Linked DNA regions of Mus musculus: all the other regions are linked to region 1. The links are chromatin loops, found by intact Hi-C in ENCODE. Cell type or tissue: heart. All regions are shown on one strand.

Region 1 (4,000 bases):
AGTCACTATAGGTTAGCTCTAACCATGCAAGCATTTCAAAAGGAGAAAGTCGTTAACTCCTGGGGGAAGTTTCCACAAACCTACCACAAGGTTACTCCACTAGAACCCCTAAATCATTTCAGCTCAGTTAGTTAGGAGCCTTAAGGGCACCAGTGTAGAATAAGTCTATAAATATGCTTATTTACAGCCTGGACAGGAGACTTAAAATATAAACACAACAGGGACAAAGTAAAAAGCCCCAGTCAAGTAACTAACATTCTACTAAAATGTTACTAGACTAAGTTTCTCTTTGCTAGTTAATGATTAAACCCAAAAGGCTCACACACTGTCTCCGACGGCTTAAGCAGGAAGGAGCAAGGTTAAATATCCAGAGTCTCTTTGAAGACTAACTTGGGTTTGACAGAGCAGCATTTCACGGACTGTTTTTTGCTTAACATTTTTAAGGTAAGGAACGAACTGTCAGGCCTTAGCTTCCAACTGGTCTCGGGAGAGCGCCAATTTTTCAGCATATTTGCGGCTAAAGGTATTCTGCTAAAGAGGGGTGGGCACCAGAAGACTGATCCACAGGTAGCTCGAAAGCCACACACACACACACACACACACACACACACACTTCCATCCACTAACACCAAGGAACCACGTTAGGCAGGAACCTCCCTCCTGCAAACAGTGTAAAGACAAGACGCCCAAACCTTCAAAAAGATGGACAGCGGATGAAAGCCACCTTCCCAGGAGAATCTCATCAAAAAGCCACTAGAACAGTGCACTTTCGGGCAAGTGGAAACAAGGAATCAGATAGCGCGGTGCAGGGTGGGGTGCTGGATCGGAGACGCACCCGGCAGGTTGAAGCCCGGCTTGGCTGCCAGTTCCTCACCTTGTTCCTCTACGGCCTTGTCACCCGGTGCCTCGGATCCCGGAGTCTCGTCTCCGCTCCGTTCCTCCGGCCCGTCTTCCTCCCCCTTGCCGTTGTCATGCTCTTCGCCACCATTTACCCCACCTGACCCAGCCGTGGCCTCCGCCGGTGTGTCGGAAGCTTCGGACTCGGCCTCCATGGCTGACGTCTCCGGGGGCTCCGGAGGCGGCTGCGCGGCCTGGCCCAAAGCCTGAGCAGGTGGTGGTTCCTCGTCTTCGTCCTCAAGCAGCGCCTCCTCGTCCTCCTCCTCGTCGTCGTCCTCCTCCTCCTCGTCCCCGCCCGGGCCTCCGCCCGACGCGGCCACAGGCCGAGGCTCCGCCTTGCAGGCCCCACCGGGCCCGGCCCCACCAACGCCGGCCTCGTCCTCCAGCATCTCAGCATCCAGTGCCTCCTGAAGACGCTGCGCCAGATCCATTTTGAGGCCGCGCGAATCCAGGCCCCGCCGCTGAAGCTCCGACCGCAGCTCGGTCACTTTCAGCCGCTTCACCTCCATCGCCGCCGTCGCCTCCTCCGCCTCCCGCCGCCTCCTCCCCTGCGAACTGTCGACCGAGCCCGACCGCGCAGGCGCCGCCGCCGCCCGCCTCCGCCTCCCGCGCCAGCACTGAGCCCGCGCTAGCAAGCGCACGCACACAGAGGCAGAGGCCGCGCTGTCTTCGCGGCGTGTTTATGTCGCCTTCCTCCTGCCCTGCCCCTTTCGGCTCACTGAGCGCAAAACAAGACGGCGAGGAGCAGCTTCCGACACACTCTGTACTCGACCGCGGGGGAGTGCGCGCCGAGGACGACGGAGTTCCCTCACTTCCCCTCCCTCCTCTCAGAGATCCGGGCCAATCAGCGCAAGCGGCCTAACCGCGCAGCCGCACAGGGGCCTGAGTCGGGCAAGGCTGGCTGCGGCTCAAGTGCCTCGTAGCACGGAAGCGTGAGCGCGCTCCTCTTTCCGTACTTCAGTCGTAGGCTCTGCGCAGTCGCGCCGGAGTCCCGCCCATCTCAGGTCTCTTACTTCCTGCCCGCTCCCAATTACCGGAGCACCCTAGGGCTTACTCGATGTCCTCTCTTGCTTATTCTTTGACTGTAACTTCTGAGACTAGTAACCGAAGCCAAGCTGGAAGGATGGGTGGTGCAGGGTTTTCGTAGCCAGGAGGGAAAGGCCTTTCCAGCATCAAGGGAGAGAGAGAGAGGGAGAGAGCAATGCCGGGACCTCTTTCTGTGCTTAAACATCTACCCAGCAACAGAGGCGCCAACCCCACCCCTTCCTTCTCTCGTTGGCCAGCTTGAATCGTAGTCTGTTGCTCTGATTGGTCCTCCGATATCGTGCGGCTTTTTTTCCTATTGGAGAAGTGGCCGGGAATTTTTTTTTTCCGGGTTGGTCCGCTGGGGAGGCGGGGCCGGTTCTGCGGGATTACTTTTCTAGACTCCTTTCTGATTGGGTGGCATGACGCAATGCGCGTGCCCCGTTAGAGGCTAAACTGCTGGCAGGTCTGGTCTCTTCCTCTCTGTGCTCCTGCAACTTAAACCGAATTCCTGGAGGAGTCTTCCGGCTTGGGCCTCCGCTGTGGTGCGGTTGTTGGGCACAATGCTTCCGGCCTCTTGTGCCTCACTTGTGGACTGGAGACTCAGGCCTCACTCACTTCGGTTCCTCAATTAACAGCAGAACCATCAACAAATGTTTGTTGGATAAGGACAAATAAAGAGATTGGAAAGGAGCGAAGCCTTTTTGACTTGTTTCACTTGTTCCCGCCTACTCCATCTTCTTCCAGGTCAGGGGGTGTGCCTCAGAGAAAGAAGGAAACGAATTTTGCGGGCGGTCACACACTTGGAACGTTTAGTCGGGCCTTTGGATTTCCCTAGTGTCTGTAATCACGCCGGGATCTCTTCTAATGGAACTCATTTGGTCAATGGCCTCACTATCCTCACATCATTCCTTTTTTTAGTTTGCGGTACTTCTGGAAACTGAAAACTAGCACAGGAGAATAGATGGGACTAGTAAAAACAGCAAAACCCACATCCCTGCGAGCTTCTTGCTTACGAAATCGATGCTCTAATCATTTATTTTGATCCCATTCTACTGCTTCAGTTTCTCTTTCATTTAACAGTTCCAACAGTCATGGAGAAGCGCCTTCAGGAGGCTCAGGTATACAAGGAGGAAGGAAACCAGCGCTACCGGGAAGGAAAGTACCGAGATGCTGTGAGTAGGTACCATCGAGCTCTTCTTCAGCTGCGGGGTCTGGACCCAAGTCTGCCTTCCCCTCTTTCTAGTCTGGGACCTCAGGGCCCAGCTCTCACACCGGAGCAAGAAAACATACTGCACACCATCCAGACCCACTGCTACAACAACCTAGCTGGTAAGTATGGGACGAGCGTGGGCAGAGAATCAAGACCGCAGGGCCGGGCAGTGGTGGAGCATGACTTTAATCCCACTACTCAGGAGGTAGAGGCAGTTCAAATACAGAGTGAGTTCCAGGACAGTCAGGGCTACACAGAGAAACCCTGTATCAAAAAGCAAAACAAACAAAAAAGATAGAATCATCAAGCCCTGTGAACATTGGAAGATGTTCTTTTTCACTGCCACCTGGCTATTTAGCAGTCGATTGAAACCTGTTTCCAATTTGTAGAGTATTCTAAAAGCAAGCGGGATTTCACAAACCTCACCTGAAACTACTTCCTGGGCTCTAAAGCCCAGATATCTTGATTTGGTGGACCTAGAATGGGTTTATTTCGAAGAATGATGCTAACACCTGTAATTGCAGCACTGGAGAAGTCCAAGTAGAAAAATGGCTTCAAGTTTGAGAGCCAGACTAGCCTGTGATGTGTGCTAATACCCTAATTCAAACAAGTAAGAATTAACTGTATCCCGTCGTGGTGGCGCAAGCCTTTAATCCCAGCACTTGGGAGGCAGAGGCAGGCGGATTTCTGAGTTCGAGGCCAGCCTGGTCTACAAAGTGAGTTCCAGGACAGCCAAGGCTACACAGAGAAACCCTGTCTCAAAAAAACAAACAAAATAAAAAACAAAACAAAACAAAAAAAAATAAATTGAAAAATGGAGATAGTCATAGTCCTGGGGATGTTTCGTTTAAGGGATGGTTACATAGG
Region 2 (4,000 bases), 58 kb after region 1:
GGCTGAGTGATAGAAGGCATTTAGCATGCGGAGGTCTCAGAGATAGAAAGCATGCTTACATGCATGAGGCTGGTAGAGCCCTTCTATGCTAGAAAAGCTGGGTTTTTTTTCCCCCCCTCTTCAAGAAAGGACAAGAGATACAAACATGTTTGTATCCACTTGAGATACAAACATTCCTTAACTCCTTTCCATATACTTATTATTCCTGGCAAGATGACTCAGACAACATGGCTACATATCAAATGTATTAATTCTAAAAGTCCTAAGACATGTGTGTCTTACTTGTCCCCGAGAGACTCCATCGTCTCCTAGAATCACTCTTAGCTTAAGTGTTAGGCTACATCCTGACCACACTTATCAGATTCCCTTTCACATGTCACCTTGCCTATCCTTAACTCTGTTCTTAGATGTTCTAAGACACTCATTTGAGGAAAGAATGGATTAGCATGCTACTTCCCTGTTGAGTAAATGTTCGAGAAAATGGATTCGAGGAGCTTGAGAGAGGTGTCAAACACTTTCAATGAGTCTAGTCCTGTTTCCTGAATCACCTATTCTTCCAAGTACTCACTGTAATCTTGAACCAGTTCTTGGTGGTCCCATCTTGACTGGTGCCAGCCCCTCCTCTCTCTGCAGGAGCTCTGTCTCTCCGTACAGTAATATGAATTCGATCTCGATCATGCCAACCATCTCCCCGACGATTAGGCCGGTTGGTATAGGGATTGCTATTGGGAAGCAGAATTAAATTTCCATAAACACTAGGGAAGAGGAACCTGTCCTGCTAGTGAAACTACAGCTACTAAATTGGTTCTGTCAAGTATCACTTTACAAGGTAAGACCAGACACAACAAAGACATCAGGGCTACATAATTCAGTGGGTCACTATTCAAAGCAGACTAATTGGTCACTTACTATCTTACTCGGGGGCCATCCTGGGGATCATTCATTGCTACATCGCCATCATCTTCCTCAAATCGGGAAGACTGTACACCAGAACCACCTCTTCCAGACCTACGATTCCCCTCACCACACTTCCATCGGAAAGGCCCCCGGCCTTTCTTTCTTCTTTGAGGGAAACTAACACGGTCATCATGCTCTGGAGTTGGAAACAGACACAGAAATTAGTAAATGCATGAATGGTCTAAGTTACCTTGGTGTGAGCACCAGTTTCTAGTACTCTGTACTCTTGGAAAAAACAGATATGAACTATAAAGGTTCCTTCACAGAGATGCCTATGCCCTAGCCAGAGCAAAGAACTTTCTTTATTACATCCACATCGTGAACAAGTTATTGGAAAACTATAGAAATGTTGGGAAATAAAAGGGTCAAGAGGCCAGGCAGTGGTAACACATGCCTTTAATCCCAGCACTTGGAAGGCAGAGGCAGGCGGATTTCTGAGTTCGAGGCCAGCCTGGTCTACAGAGTGAGTTTGAGGACAGCCTGAGCTATACAGAGAAACCCTGTCTCGAAAAAACAAACAAACAAACAAACAAACAAACAAATAAATAAATAAGTGGGTCGCGAATGTACCTCAAGGCGCTGGAGAAATGACTTACCACACCACCACCATCCCATGGTTTCTCTGTGTAGCTCTGGCTATCCTTGAACTAACTGTAGACCAGGCTGGCCTCAAACTCAGAGATCCATCTGCCTCTGCCTCCCTAGGTGCTGGGATTAAAGGTGTGGGCCACAACCTCCAGCAAGATGACTTTTTTCTTTTTATTCTTTTCTTATATAAAACATTCTGACTAGAGCCTCTCCTCCCTCCACTTCTCCCAGTCTCCCCCGCCCCCCCCCCCCCCCGCAACTTCCCTCCTCCCACCCTTTGTCTACTGTTTCTGTTTCCCTTCAGAAAAGAGTAGGTATCCCAGTGATAGCAATTGAACATGGCATAACAAGATGTATGGCATAGTAAGATGCAATGACACTAGACACAACCTCTCATATCAAGACTGGACAAGGTAACCCTGGAGGAGAAAAAAGGTGCTAAGAACAGGCAAAATAGTCAAGACATCCCCGTTCCAATAGGAGTCCTACAAAAATCCTGAAGCTAAACACAACAACATACAGGCAGAGGACCTAGTGCAGACCCATGTAGGCTCTGTGATTGCCACTTCAGTCTCTTGTGAGCCTCTAGGAGCCCTGCTTAGTTGATTTTGTGGACTGAATTCTCCTGGTGTCTTCAACTCTTCTGACTCCTACACTTTTTCCTCCTCCTCTTCCTCATAGTTGCCCAAGCTCCACCTTGGATGTGGGTCTCCGCCATCTGTTCTCATCAGCTTCCATGCTAGGGCTAGTGATTGGGCTAGTCATAATGTTCTCAAGAAAACTAGCTAGTTGGGGATGGGGGGCTGGAGAGATGGCAGAGTGGTTAAGAGCACTAACTTGCTCTTCTGAAGATTCTGAGTTCAATTCCCAGCAACCACACTGTTGCTCACAACCATCTGTAATGAGATCTGGCGCCCTCCTCTGGAGTGTCTGAAAACAGCTACAGTGTACTTACAGGAAAGAAAGAAAGAAAGAAAGAAAGAAAGAAAGAAAGAAAGAAAGAAAGAAAGAAAGGAAGAAAACAAGCTAGCTGCTCTTCTAGAGGACCAGCTTTGATTCTCAGCACCCACTATACTGCACAACTGTCTGTAGGCCTCCACAGGAACCCCAGGCACTTACATAGTACAAAGACATACAAGCAGGCAAAAACACTTATATACAAAAAAGAAAATTCAAGCCAGGTGGTGGTGGTGCATGCCTTTAATCCCAGCACTTGGAAGGCAGAGGCAGTAATAGAAGGCTTGGCTATCACAGTCAATGACCTGGCTTTTATCCTCAGTATCTCCTCAAAATAAACAGACAAGCAACAAAAACAGCCCTTTTCATTTTAGTGTTAGTAGTCCATGGTTTTAATACCAGCAGGAGAATCCGGATTTCAAGGTCATTTACAGCTACACCCTGAATTTAAGATCAACTCATGCTACTACATGAGGTCTTGTCTTAGTCCAGTCTTTTTTTTTTTTTTTTTTTTTTTTTTTTTGGGTTTTCATGACAGGGTTTCTCCGCCTGCCCCTGCTTCCTGAGTGCTGGGATTGAGGTCTTGTCTTTAAACAAAACAAAGTTTAAAAGGCAGAAGGGAAGAGTCTTCCCACAAGTTCATGAGCAACCTTAACTAAACTCAGGCTCTGGAGTCTGAATGGAAGTTGACTTTGTAGTTAATTCCAGGGAATCCACTACCTTCTTCTGGCCTCTGCAGGCACCAGACATACACAAATATACATAAGACAAAATAGACATAGAAAAAAAAAAAAAACATAGAAAGAGTAGGGTTGGAGAGATGGCTCAATGGTGTAGAGCACGGGCTGTTCTTACAGAGGTCCTGAGTTCAATTCCCAGCACCCACAGTGGTTCATGACTATCTATAAAGGAATCTGATGCCTCCTTCTGGCATGCAGGTGTACATGCAGCAGAACACTTATACATTAAATAAATTAATTAAATTAATAAACAAATATGTAAAAATAAAAAAGAGTAATGAAAGGTGAATACAATTACAACTGTGTACATGTATAAAATTACCCCCCCCCAAAAAAAACCTTAGAATTTAAAGAAAAAAGAAAACCAAAACCACCCAGAAACCAGATCCTACAAAGAAAACTAAAATGTGGAAGTATGGGCAACCCCAAAATATAACCAGATTCCTGAAAACCACCTAAAATCTGCCACTTGCATATTCTTTTGCTTATGTGTACAGTTGATGGTCACAGAACCAGATGTTATGGCCACCACCTGCAATCCTGGCAATTGGGAAATGGAGGCTTCAATTACACAAGAAATCAAAGCTATGCTGGGCTACATGAGATTCTATCCCAAAAAATAAAAAAATTCTTACAAATAGGACGTATTTAAAGTCTCCTAAAAACAACTACCGCCGGGCAGTGGTGGCGCACTCCTTTAATCCCAGCACTCGGGAGGCAGAGGCAGGCGGATTTCTGAGTTCGAGGCCAGCCTGGTC
Region 3 (4,000 bases), 100 kb after region 1:
AGAACTTACTTTATAGACTAGTCTGGCCTCAAACTCACAGAGATCCACCTGCCTCTACCTCTTGAGTGCTGGGATTAAAGGTGTGCAACATCACAGCCCAGCTTTTTTTTTAGCGTGGATTCTGTAGTGTTTACAACTGGGGTTGAAGTGATGATTCAGCAGTTCAGATCAAATGGTGTTCTTGTAGAGGACCTAAGTTTAGTTCTTAGTACCCATGTTATGTGGCTTATAGCCACCTGAACCCCAGCTCCAGGCAATCTAACTCTTCTGGCCTTTTTGGGCACCTGTACACATGTGGCATATATTTGTGAATACACAAACATACACATAAATAAAAATTAAAAGGAAAAGAAAACAAAAGCAAACCAAAACAGAATCATTCCATTTTCCAGATGAGAAGAGTGATATGCACATACACACGTGTGTGTGTGTGTGTGTGTGTGTGTGTGTGTGTGTGTGTGTGTGAGAATGTATGTATGTATGTATGTATGTATGTATGTCTGTCTATATATCCAACAGGATCTGGGAGAAGGGAACCAATAAATAAGGCAACTCTGTCTGCCTCCCTAGTGCTGGGATTAAAGGCATGCCACCACACTTGGCTCATATAAGCATTCTTGACTGAAATACTATTTTCATTTCCTAGAATTCTCTTTTGAGTTATTTGTTCTTTAATTAATAAGTTGAATAAAATCATGTGTTTCATCTTGTGTTTATATTGAGCTGTGTTTCAACTTTTAAAAATTACACCTTAACTCATTGCTTTTTTTCTTATTTATTCGTGTGTGTGTGTGTGTGTGTGTGTGTGTGGCTGTATGTTGTGGATGGGGGAGTGTGCATGCTTTAGCATATCTGGAAGTCACAGGTCAACTTAGAGGAGTCAGTTCTGTCCTTACAGTTTGGGTCCCAGGGGTTGAACTCAGGCCCTCAGGGTTGTGGAGCAAGTATTTTTACCCGATGAGACTTCACACAGCCCATGGTTTTGTTTTTGAGTCATGTTCTTAGGTAGCCTGGGTTGGCCTGGAACTCGATATCTAGCCGAGGATGAGCTGGCTTTGAACTTCGGATCCTCGTGCCTCTACTTTGAGGACTGAGACTGCAGGTGTGTGCCACGATACCAGGTTTTACGAGGCAGCGAGGTTCAAACCCAGGACTTTCTCTGTTCTAGCCAGCCCGCCACTAGCTGAGACACAGTCCCAATCTTACCCCTACGGCTTTTGTTGAACTGTCACTCGCCAGTTTGTTCCCTTCTAGTCCATTCTTCTAAATTGTAGCTTGAATGTTCAATTCACAGCACCCACATGGCAGCTAACAACTATCTGTAACTTCAGTTCCAGGGAATCTGACACCTTCTTCTGGTCTCCAAGGGCACCAGACAGGCACATGGTGCACAGACATCCATGTAAACAAAACACCCTTACACATAAATTTAAAAACAAAACAACAACAAAACCCCAACTGTTCACTTCTCCCCTTACGGTGTTTCAGTGCCCCCTTTGTTATTGTAAGGCTACAATCCAGTTTGACTAATACTTCTGTAAAGAAACGTTGCTCCCTTGCCAATTTGTTTCTGTCCCAGTTTTCTTCCTGTTGCTGTGATAAAATATCCTGACAGAAACTTGGGGGAGAGAGGGGTTTATTGTAGCTTATAGCTTCTGGTTACAGTCCATCATTGTCAGAGAATCAAGACACGCTTCAAAAAGCCACATCACATTTGTAGCCAAGAACAAAAATGAACGCCTGCCTTCCTGCCCACCTGCTTGTTTGCCTGTCCTTAGCTCAATTTCTCTACTCTTAGCTCAGGCCCCACTATGGAATGAATGATGCCATATGCAGTGGGCTTTGTCTTCCTATATCAAATAAGCCTGTTAACCACAGACATGGCTACAGGTCAGCCCATTGTTTACAATCCCTCATTGAAACTCTCTTCCCAGGTGATTTAGATTGTGTCAAGTTGGTAGTTAAAGCTGACCATCTCTTTCTTTCTTTCTTTCTTTCTTTCTTTCTTTCTTTCCTTTCTTTCTTTCTTTGGTTTTTCGGTTTTTCGAGACAGGGTTTCTCTGTATAGCTCTGGCTGTCCTGGAACTCACTTTGTAGACCAGGCTGGCCTCGAACTCAGAGATCCGCCTGCCTCTGCCTCCCGAGTGCTGGGATTAAGGGCATGCGCCACTACCCACGGCTTCTTTTTTATTTTTATTTATTTTTTTAAAAGAACTTTTTTTTTAAGCCGGGCGTGGTGGCGCATGCCCTTAATCCCAGCACTCAGGAGGCAGAGGCAGGCGGATTTCTGAGTTCGAGGCCAGCCTGGTCTACAAAGTGAGTTCCAGGACAGCCAGGGTTATACAGAGAAACCCTGTCTCAAAAACAAACAAACAAGCAAACAAAGAACTTTTTTTTAGATTTATTTATTTTGTGTGAGTACACTGCAGCTATTTTCAGGCAGACCAGAAGAGGGCATCAGGTGGCATTATAGATGGTTGTGAGCCACCATGTGGTTGTTGGGAATTGAACTCAGGACCTCTGGAAGAGCAGACAGCTCTCTTAACCACTGAGCCATCTCTCCAGCCCTCTATTTCTTTTTTTAAACAGATCATTACTGCAATTATTTATTCTGTGTGTGAGCCCACATATGCAGGTATGCCTCAGTGCACATGTAGAGGGCAGAGGGCAATTTTCAGGAGTTGTTTCTCTCCTACTATGGGTCCCAGAGACAGTACACAGTTCATCACAACATCACAACCAAGTGAGTTCCAGGGACTGACCGACAGGCTTGAAAGCAAGCACCTTAAATTGCTGAGCAGTCTCACCAGTTCCCTCCCTCCCTGAGCCTGACCCACCACTCTCTCCAGCCACAAATGCTTGAGATTTGATCTTATGCAGGTGAACCATCTCCCCACTGTCTAAGAGGATATAAGACACAAATAGAATGCAATATGTAATTACTAATTTAGTACTTCAGATGCTCAGACGATCGGGAGATAGATGATGCTAGATATATAGGCACATACACGCTAGGTGGTGCTCTACCACTAAGCAGATATAAACACTTTGTTTTTGAGAGCTTGGGCTGGCTTTGAGCGCTTATGTTTGAGCTCTTGCCTCAACCTGCCTCTATATTTTTGATTTTTTTTTTTTTTTCAGTCTCAGTTGATTCTCCATCACTGGCTAGAGTGCTGATGAATGTTTGGTCAAAGAACAAGCCTGCCCCCACCTGGTAGCAAGAGGCACTGCCTCCTTGTAGTGGAAAAGGGAACTATGCAAATGAGTAGAGCTTCATTTGGCACTGGGAGACCCAAGTGGAGAAGTTCTGTCAGTCTCTGTTTTAGGGACTTGAACATGTTAAACATACTCCGCACCACTAAGCTATAGCCCTAACACTATTTATTGATGTAATAATTTATTTTTCTATTTACTTTCATACTCATGTGAGTGGGTGCTATGTAGCAAGTGTGGTGTTCAGGAGATCATTTTTTTTGTTTGTTTGTTTTTTTTTTCGAGACAGGGTTTCTCTGTATAGCCCTGGCTGTCCTGGAACTCACTCTGTAGACCAGGCTGGCCTCAAACTCAGAAATCCGCCTGCCTCTGCCTAGGAGATCATTTTTGAGGGTTGGTTCTCTCCTTCCACCATGTGAGTCCCTGGGATTAAACTCAGGTCATTATACTTGACAGCAGAGGCTATTACCCATTTAGCCATCTCACCAGGTCCTAAGTTAGGTTCTTCTGTCTTTTATGGTCCTGAGGATTGACCTCTGGGGCCTTGTGTGTGCTTGGCAAGGAAGTGCTCCTACTACTGAACTATGCCCTAGTCTAACTAATAGATTAATTAATTTTAAAGGTTTATTTACTTGATGTGTGTGGGTGTTTAATGTCTGCACATATCATGTGTGTGCAATGTTCGTGGAGACCAGGCAGAGGGCATAGGAGCTCCTGGAACTGGAATTATATATGGTTGTTAGCTGCCTTGTGAGGGCTGGGACTTGAACCCTGGTTCTGTGGACTA
Region 4 (4,000 bases), 79 kb before region 1:
GAGAACCTAGCCAAGTGTGGTAGTACAGACCTATAATCCCAGTACTTGGGAAGTAGAAACAAGAAGACAGTTCAGTCATCCTTAGCTACATATTAAATTTAAGGGCTAGCCTAGGCTATGTGAAACCCCATCTTGAAATCCAAGAAACACTTGTTGTATGTATTAAACAAACACTGCCAAACCTTGGACCACAAGTTTTATTTAAATTTTTTGCAGTGTTGAAGAGTGAACTCAGGGTCTCACTCATGCTAGGCTACATCCAGCTACATTCTCAGCTTATAGCACCAGCCTTTTAAACAAGTTCTTCCAGTGACTATGATTTAAGCAATACAGGAACACACTAAGATGTGTTCCCCAGGGAGTACAGAGGGGACTCATAAGAAGGCTTAGTAGAAGCTGGGCAGAGGTGGCACACACCTTTAATCCCAGCACTTGGGAGGCAGAGGCAGGCGAATTTCTGAGTTCAAGGCCAGCCTGGTCTACAAAGTGAGTTCCAGGACAGCCAGGGCTATACAGAGAAACCCTGTCTCGAAAAAACAAAAACAAACAAACAAACAAAAAAAGAAGGTTTAGTAGCTAAGAGCACTTGTAGCCACGTGTAATTACCTAAGCTTGATTATCCAGGACCCACATGTGGGACGGAGAAAAGCAACTCATTCCATACATGTACAGAGGTAAACTCACATACATGTGCACACAACTCACACTGGGAAAATAAACGTTAAAAACAGAAAACTCATTTTAAAAAAGGGGGAAGTCAGGCATAATGATGCACACCCTTTAATCCTAGCACTTTGAGGCAGAGGCAGACAGAGGCAGAGGCAGATGGATCTCTTACAGGTTTGAAGCCAAGCCTGGTCCACATACATAGTGAATTCGAGGTCAGACAAGCCTAGATTGACAAGACCTTGTCTCATTATATAAATGAATAAGAAGGGGGTTGGGGCAAGGCAACACAGAAGATATGGTTCTTCTAAGCAATAAAACCAAGAAAGGGCTTATCATACACAGTTATCCAGCCTCCATATCTACTTGGAAGGTAAAAGAAAGTTACCATATAGTGAGGTGAATGCAGGTCCTGTTTGATCCCCAGAAGCACCAAAAGGAAATTGTGAAGGGGATCAGTTAATAAAGTTCCCTAGAAGCAGGAAATTTTGGAAAGCTGGCAGGCAGCCACCAGTAGTGAAAAAAGGCAGCCAGCAAAGTGAGAAAACACTAGGAACTAGCGTGCTAGGCTTTGGAGGAAGAAGTACCTGTAAGACAAACAGAAGACAATGCTACTAGAAAAATCTAATCAGAAGGCATTGATACAGCCTGGGTCCTGAGGAATGGCTACTTATGTAGCGGTAGTGAGCAGTTTAGCTCGTAAATACTCCCTGGAACCCTATCTTCAAGTCTTTAAAATAGGTTTGGAGAGATGTCAGTAAGGAAATGATTGGTAAAGAATATTTTCAACATGACTTGTTGGCTCTAGGAATGCCTTAAGCATCCCAAACGAGAGGTGTTCATGAGCTAAGTCAAGTATGAACTTTAGGGTAAGTTACATCTGTTTATTGGAGAAGAACTTGAGTATATGATTCACCCTTTTTACACTGCTGTCGACAGTACACGCCTCTCCCGACCCTTTACATCCGTTAGGTGTACCGCGCTTTACGGCGCTGATGTGTTTTCAAGCTTTTTTTAAGGTTCTACAAAACTCCAGAGAACAGGCCAAATTATTTGATACATGTTGTGTTTGAGCAACATTATCCATGCAGACTGTGAACTTACTGGACCCTGCCCCAGCCGTGCCCAGCAAATGAACACTAATGAAACTGGCCCAGGCTGGTCGGGAGGGCAAGGAAGGAATACAGGACGATCTGCCCATCGTATTGCTTCCAACCTGAAAAAGGAGCAGTGTGGCAACAGGCTGCTTTTTTACAGGCTGGGATGCATTTCGTCCCCCTACCTGCCTCGACAGCCCTGCGCACTGCAGGAAGGAGACGAAAGCATTGACCACCCCGAACCGCCAAGGGAGAAGGGGCGGCTGGGAGCGGACAAGACCGAAGACAGCACCCAGCTTCAGCCTTTCTAAGCCCGGCGAGATTCAGGAACCCCACAGACAAGGGCCGCAGCGACTCGTGAATCTGCCGCTGGGAGGCTGTAGCCAGAGGCCACCACCACGAGGACAAAGAGCCCGTTGCGAGGCCAGAAGTAGCAGGGTGATGGGAAGGCATACAAAAAGAAGCAATATGGGGCTCGGGGGATCTAGGGCCGTCCGGACGCGCCCCCGGGTTCCGGGCTCCTCACCGCCTCCTACGCGCCGCCACTGCCGCTATTGCCGCCATCTTGTACCGGGTTTGCTCCTTGACCCGAACCTACCCGCCCCTGTGCACGTTGAGCCACGTACCCTAGTGCCCGCCCCTTCCGGCCTTCCGATTGGCTCGTCCAGAGCGCGGCCGGACGTCTATCCCATTGGTCGAGCGCGTTCTTTATTATGAATGGGGCGTGCCTCGACGCCCCGGGCTCTGCGTTCTCAGGCTTTTGGCAGCTTTCCGTGTCAGATAGAAACACTGGACTGTTTGTCTCAACTCGGCAAATTTTATTTAGAAAAAATGGTGGGGTTTGAAAAAAGTGACACCACTCATTACGTACGGACTTAGAAGCATCCACCCTTCTGTAGCACCTTAGGCTCTTCTCTCAGTTTAACCTCGCACAACTTGTAGAGAAAAGGTCAAGTCCCCTGCCGAAGCAGAGTGGATGGCGGAGGTGCTTGAAAGCGGCCAGAGAAGAGCCCCAGGCGATCGATGTTGCGGTGGAGGACACTGTGCAGCACAGACAGATGTGGTCCTCCTTCAGCTCCACCCTCCCTGGCAAAGTCCCGGATGAAGCGGCCACGTTCAGACTGGAAGATGAACTTCTGGGGCAAGGGCCCATGCTCCCGAAGAAAACCCCAGACACTAAGCAGCAACAGACGCACTTCAAAAGGTGCCAGTTGGCTAAATACCTCGTGCATATTACCCAGGGCTGGTGGCAAGAGGCTTCCCTCAGCCATGACAGCCACCAGGATACAGGATGCCTCCAGATGCCAGGGGGAGTGGGTTGTATCAGGGTGTCGAGAGGCTTCCCAATGGCTCAAGAGGGCAGCCAGCAGCCCCCGCAGCAGCACGGAGCAGTAGCACAGGGCTGGGGGAGCAGCTGCTACCAGCTTCAAAAGCTCAAACAGCAGAGGTTGTTCCCGGAAGCGCCTACCAATTCGGAGATCCCGCTCCACGGTGGCTCGTGCATGATCCTCTGGGGGCCAGGCCAGCTCAGCACCAGCTGCATCAGGACACACGCTCTCCACTAAGGTCACCGCAACTGCTTTGGCTGCCTCTGGGCTCAGGGTGGGAGCCCCCCAGCAACCCTCACGCTCGCTGTTCCCTGATGCGCTGCAGCAGTGCACTAGGAGGCTAACGAGGCTCTGGGTGTTATAGATCACTTCTTGATGGTTTCGAGATTGAACAATTTTAGGTGGCTTTAAGCCACGGCCGATAACTCCAGCATGGAAAACTGACCAGATCCCTCCAGGACCCGGCACTGCTGCAGTATGCCTCCGGTTAATGTCCAACAATGAGGCAGAAGCCAAAGGGGTTGAGACAATTGAGAGGGTCTCATTGTCTCCATCCATTTCCCCTCCAAATAGTTCTGTGTTGCCCCGATGTAAGGCTCCCTCTACAAGCAGCTGTAGGACAGCCTTGAGCCCAGCTGGGGAAGTCTGAGAAAGGCGGGTAAGAAGCTGAGAGGCTGAAGCCACACCAGGAGGGCCATGCAGCCTTAGAGAAGAGAAGAAGTGGTGTACTCCAGCTCTCACTAGTCCCAATAGTTGGGAAGGGGACAGGGCTTCAGAAGGAAAGGGACATATTGCAAGGAGGGAGGCAGCAGCTTCAGCTACTTCCTCCTCTGGGTGTAGTAGGAGAGGAGCCAGATCAGCCAGGTGAGCTGAGGCAGACTCCCCAAACCGGGCCCCTAAGGCTGAAGG
Region 5 (4,000 bases), 78 kb after region 1:
ACCACTACAGAAATCACCTGCCTCTGCCTCTTGAGGTCTGAAATTAAAGACATATACTATCTGGCTGAATTTCTGCATATAGACCCCTCAGCCTACCTCTACATAAGCTGAGTCCAAATCAGATTTCATATCCTTGGTCAATCTTTCCCAGTATCCTGCTTCATTAATCATTTTGTAAGATCTTTTCTATACTGACACCTAACCTCATTTTAAGCCAAGGCTTTTGATGCTGGGTAACTCTCAAGGAAAATGAGCCCTTGAAGACAATGCTCTTGCTTCCCAGTTGTTTCATCAGCATCTAGAACAGTGCTTTATAAATACTAGATGACCTAAGTGTCTACTGACTCAATGGAGGAGCAGGGTGTTTGGACATGGGTCTAGATACTTACCCTGGGGATTCATGGCGATGGAAAATGATGGAAGTAATCTAATTAGAATGCTGGGCTCTCCTGATGGCTAGCAGCTCACCTGTTTGATGATGTATGTTAGCTCCTCAATTTCTACTGCTTTATCATCAAAGAGGGACTTGCGCTTTGCCACTGCAGAGACAGATGAAACATTAGGACAGGTGAGGGTAAATAGCAAGGCTCAAAGAGCTAGGATGACAGTTCAGTAGTAGAGACACTTGCCTTAAGGTATACATCCCTGGTTTAAATCCCCAGCACCATAGAAAAAATAAGACAAAACCTCCATGAGCCTCACCTCCTAGTACTATGTTTCACTGTCCCACCTAGGAAAGGCCTCCCAAACACTCACAGATTGTTAGCTTCTCCAGCTTGGCAAATGTATTGCTGAGATCTTTCCCAATGCGCCTGCAAATGATCATCAGTGAGAAGGTTGTGGTAAAGGGCAGGAAAGAGGCTGTTACCATAACCTCCAACACAACCAATTCCACTCAGCCAAACCATCACAGGCAGATATACTTAAGACACTGTATCACCCCACCACAACGCCCCTCTCAACTCACCTGGCCATGAGGGTAAATTCACTGCACTGTCGGGCTGCGTGCAGAGCCGGTTTGCTTGTTTGGATTCCATTCTGAATTGTATCAAAAAGTTGCTACTTTAGTTCCTGTCACTACTTACCTCAGCTTTTCACTGCTCCCTCACATAACCCACTAAACACTCTAGCGCTGTTGACATCAGACAATCTACATTTATCAGTGGTTTGTAGATAAGAAAAAAATTAGATGTAGGTTTAAATCCTGACTCATCCTTTGTGGTATTTAGGGCAACTTACTTAAAGTATTCTTGAAATTACTGAAGACAATTCCTCCTCTCCTACTGATAAGATTAGTCTATCTAAGAGTTGTAAATTAAGTTTAGACAACTACCAAACAAACCTAAGCATTAACTAAATGGGCTCACGCCTGCCTTTCCACTCCAGCTTCTTACCTGACGGCTCTGCAGGGACTTGCAGGCAGACTGGAACTCCTGGGTCCGATCCCGGCAGGACATGGTGTCGGGAGGGGAGGGGACCAGGGCCACCGGAGTGGGCAAAGGAGTGCTGTCACTGCTGCTACTGATAGCAGTTGCAGGGGACAGAACCTGTGTCTTTGAGAGACCCAGGTAGACACCCTGATCCGTGTTCTTAGATCCGTAGCGTTTCCGCGGGATCATCGAGTCGCATAACCTCAGACTGTTGTGGAGAGGAGAATGTCATTCTCCAGACAGCCTCTTTCCCCAAACGCTCCCCTCAACTAGCAAATCCCCAGGCCCTTTCCCGTATTTGACAGACTTTGGAGCCCACGGCCACCCGCAGATCCTGCACCCTGGACACGGCGAGAACGGTCAGCTTCCTCCAGGCCCAAGGCGAAGCCTCCTCAGAGTCTCCTTCCGACTTGGCTCTGACTGCCAGAGCTCCGGCCGGGGCCCCTAAAGTCGAGAAAACAGCCACAGCCTGGTCCTGCGGCCCTGAACTTCCAGGCAGACCTTTGCAGTTAGCCCAGGTCTCAATCCTGCCTTTGGTATACGTGATTTCCTTCCCCCTCTCACAGAAAACAGCAACCGATCTCCAGAGGTGGACACACTTCGGAGGGCGGAGGGGGAGGCGAAAAAACCCTCTTAAAAGTGTTTATTTGAAACAGGAAGTCCCACCTCCGTCAAAGTTCCGCCTGTTGGAAGACTGCAGCCACTGATTGGATGGGGCCAAGTTTTTCCTTAACAAGACCTTTCCTGATTGGACAGCGAGGTATTCGCTTACGCGGAGCCGCCAGCAGGACTTACTCCTGGCTCCCTTCCCCCCTCCCCCGTCAAGCCGCTGCCCGGAGCTGAGCCGAACGACAGAGGCTGGACTCCTACTGAAGCGAAACCCTACCTCTTCTGTTTCCTACCGCCACCACCACCGCCACTCTTCCCAGATCGTTGCCGCCTCCTCGAAGGACTTGTAAGCAGTGGAAGCCGGACCAAAGAACAGGAGCCGCCACGTCACCTAGACGTACTCCTAACTCGGTGACGTGGCTGCTGCGCCACGCCTTTTTTTTAGCCCAGAGACAGAAAGAACACACCCCTACCATGCAAACTCGACTCCGCTCTCCTATTGGTTAGACTGCCACCGCGGCCCCGCCCCTGAAGTGCGAGAACAAATCTGGACCTGCTGGGTTAGAGGCGCCTTAAAGAGCCTGTGTGTGGTCTCAGAGCCTTTAAAGCTGGAAGCCTAGGCCTAAGTGTTTTCAGCAGATTCGCAATATTAACTTTATTCTCTGGTGTTGGGGAGGACTAAGACCAGGGTTGTAGTCAGCCTTTTTCTGGTTCCTTGTGGCTTCCCTCATGTTTGCGTTCCTGCATCTGATTGTCCTGCTTGCCTGACCGCGAGGACTCCCGACGGCTGAACATGGATAGCCTGCGCCACAGCACGGTGATCAGGAGACTTTCGTTAGATCTTTGTTTACGGCGGCCTGAGTTGTCCACTTCGTTGCCTACAAGCACCACAGGGTCCACTTAATTCACTTCTGTTCTCTCCAGCCCCACCTCTGGGGCAGTCCCTTTGGGGCACCTCCGGCTCCCATTCCAGGACCTGAGACCCGTTTTTTGTATCTAGTCCTACCTTCCCTGCCATCCTCTGTTACTTCATCCCTTGCTTGCTCATCCGAGGCCCAACGGTTCTTGTCCTGACAGCAGCCCATGGCCCCGAAAGGCGCAGGACTCTGTCACCCTCCCCAGCCAGCCTAGCTCTGGGCCTAGCTTTTGTGATGTCAGGTCTCCCGCAGCTAGGTGAGGGAACCCCTCCCACCTACAAGGCGTTTCTCCCATCACAAAAGGTCCAGGATCAGTACGCGCGTTGGGCTATTTATTAACAACATGAGCAAGGGGCTTCAAGGACTGGTGGATCCAGGCCGCTTCTTTTTCTTCCTTCTTTGGAGAGCACCTTGTGTCTGGTCCAAATCTGGGAGCTTCCGCTTGGCAGCTGCCTCCAAAGAGGCCCAAAGTTCATCTGTCTCTGTGTCTTCTGAGGGTACTTGGTTGGGCTCTTGAGGTTCTTGGGGCTCATCCTGATGATCAAGAAGGACATTCAGGAGTCAGGGAAAGAGGATGAAAATCTAGAAACCAATGCCCTCGTGTTCTGGAGGACTTCACCCTTGGCAATAGCCTGTAAAGGCTTGAGGACTCCTCAAGGAAATTAAGTTACAGTAAAGAGAAAGCCCCGGCCTGTGTTCTAGCAGCCTCCTGTTCTCTCCACAGAGAATCCCTTGCCATCATGCCTTTGGCTCCAAAATTCTCACACCTAACTAGTTGCTCACCTCCCAGTTATCCCGGCCTGACAGGAGAAGGCAGTTCAGTTGAGACTTGAGATAAACCTGTAAAATAAAAGGGGTTTTTGAGTCCAGATAAGCTGAGACGGAAACTTTTTGATGTGGGGCACAGGAAAGGGGAGAGGTTCCAGAAAAGGTAAGTTAGAATGGCGAGTGCCAAAGGTTTGGGCGCTCACCTTATGCTCTAGCCCACGTGGATTGCGGATCCTGTGTATCCTCAAGACTCTGTCCAAGCCACATGAGGCTAAT

What was found. Hi-C counts contacts between places; a loop is a spot of excess contacts. Peaks named below come from ENCODE experiments on the same cell type or tissue, not always from the same donor. Only the 100,000 strongest peaks of a DNase experiment are listed, where the experiment ranks them.
Region 2: a loop joins it to region 1, with 1.9 times the contacts of the local background. A loop is called at or near these places in 12 of 42 quality-filtered maps.
Region 3: it touches region 1 in a loop (2.6-fold over the local background); 6 of 42 quality-filtered maps call a loop at or near these places.
Region 4: a loop joins it to region 1, with 2.5 times the contacts of the local background. A loop is called at or near these places in 6 of 42 quality-filtered maps.
Region 5: it touches region 1 in a loop (2.6-fold over the local background); 12 of 42 quality-filtered maps call a loop at or near these places.

Annotation. Positions count from the first base shown.
Region 1 is chr19:8,817,688-8,821,687 of GRCm38, reverse strand. Ttc9c (tetratricopeptide repeat domain 9C) reads left to right here and starts at 2,394. Exons shown (of 4, transcript NM_027412.3): 1 at 2,394-2,667; 2 at 3,004-3,252. The coding sequence starts at 3,015. It overlaps Hnrnpul2 (heterogeneous nuclear ribonucleoprotein U-like 2), which reads right to left and starts at 2,287. Exons shown (of 14, transcript NM_001081196.1): 1 at 875-2,287. The coding sequence starts at 1,406. In heart, no CTCF peak of the experiment used is centred here; DNase peaks (open chromatin) are centred at 1,837, 2,277 and 3,105; H3K4me3 peaks cover 3,853 bases; H3K27ac peaks cover 3,755 bases.
Region 2 is chr19:8,759,405-8,763,404 of GRCm38, reverse strand. It overlaps Nxf1 (nuclear RNA export factor 1), which reads right to left. Exons shown (of 21, transcript NM_016813.2): 2 at 910-1,093; 3 at 569-722. Among named protein-coding and RNA genes, the nearest start is that of Nxf1, 4.3 kb to the right of the region's middle. In heart, a CTCF peak has its summit at 2,465 (motif pointing left); no DNase peak of the experiment used is centred here.
Region 3 is chr19:8,717,737-8,721,736 of GRCm38, reverse strand. It overlaps a transcript of Slc3a2 not described here. Among named protein-coding and RNA genes, the nearest start is that of Snhg1, 3.8 kb to the left of the region's middle. In heart, CTCF peaks have their summits at 2,436 (motif pointing right) and 3,204; a DNase peak (open chromatin) is centred at 3,216; H3K4me3 peaks cover 288 bases; H3K27ac peaks cover 277 bases.
Region 4 is chr19:8,896,449-8,900,448 of GRCm38, reverse strand. It overlaps Ints5 (integrator complex subunit 5), which reads right to left. Exons shown (of 2, transcript NM_176843.3): 2 at 2,559-4,000. The coding sequence ends at 2,714. It overlaps Ganab (alpha glucosidase 2 alpha neutral subunit), which reads right to left and starts at 2,392. Exons shown (of 24, transcript NM_001293621.1): 1 at 2,290-2,392. The coding sequence starts at 2,327. In heart, a CTCF peak has its summit at 2,162; a DNase peak (open chromatin) is centred at 2,398; H3K4me3 peaks cover 2,761 bases; H3K27ac peaks cover 2,356 bases.
Region 5 is chr19:8,739,892-8,743,891 of GRCm38, reverse strand. Wdr74 (WD repeat domain 74) reads right to left here. Exons shown (of 11, transcript NM_134139.1): 9 at 3,928-4,000; 10 at 3,740-3,796; 11 at 3,268-3,490. The coding sequence ends at 3,314. 1700092M07Rik (RIKEN cDNA 1700092M07 gene) reads right to left here and starts at 3,174. Exons shown (of 2, transcript NM_001177347.1): 1 at 3,046-3,174; 2 at 2,667-2,917. The coding sequence starts at 3,124. The coding sequence ends at 2,736. It overlaps Stx5a (syntaxin 5A), which reads right to left and starts at 2,089. Exons shown (of 10, transcript NM_019829.4): 1 at 1,395-2,089; 2 at 968-1,038; 3 at 757-812; 4 at 469-539. The coding sequence starts at 1,619. It overlaps Mir6992 (microRNA 6992), which reads right to left and starts at 921; the gene lies at 813-921. In heart, a CTCF peak has its summit at 2,187; DNase peaks (open chromatin) are centred at 1,511, 2,181, 2,461 and 3,131; H3K4me3 peaks cover 2,586 bases; H3K27ac peaks cover 2,206 bases.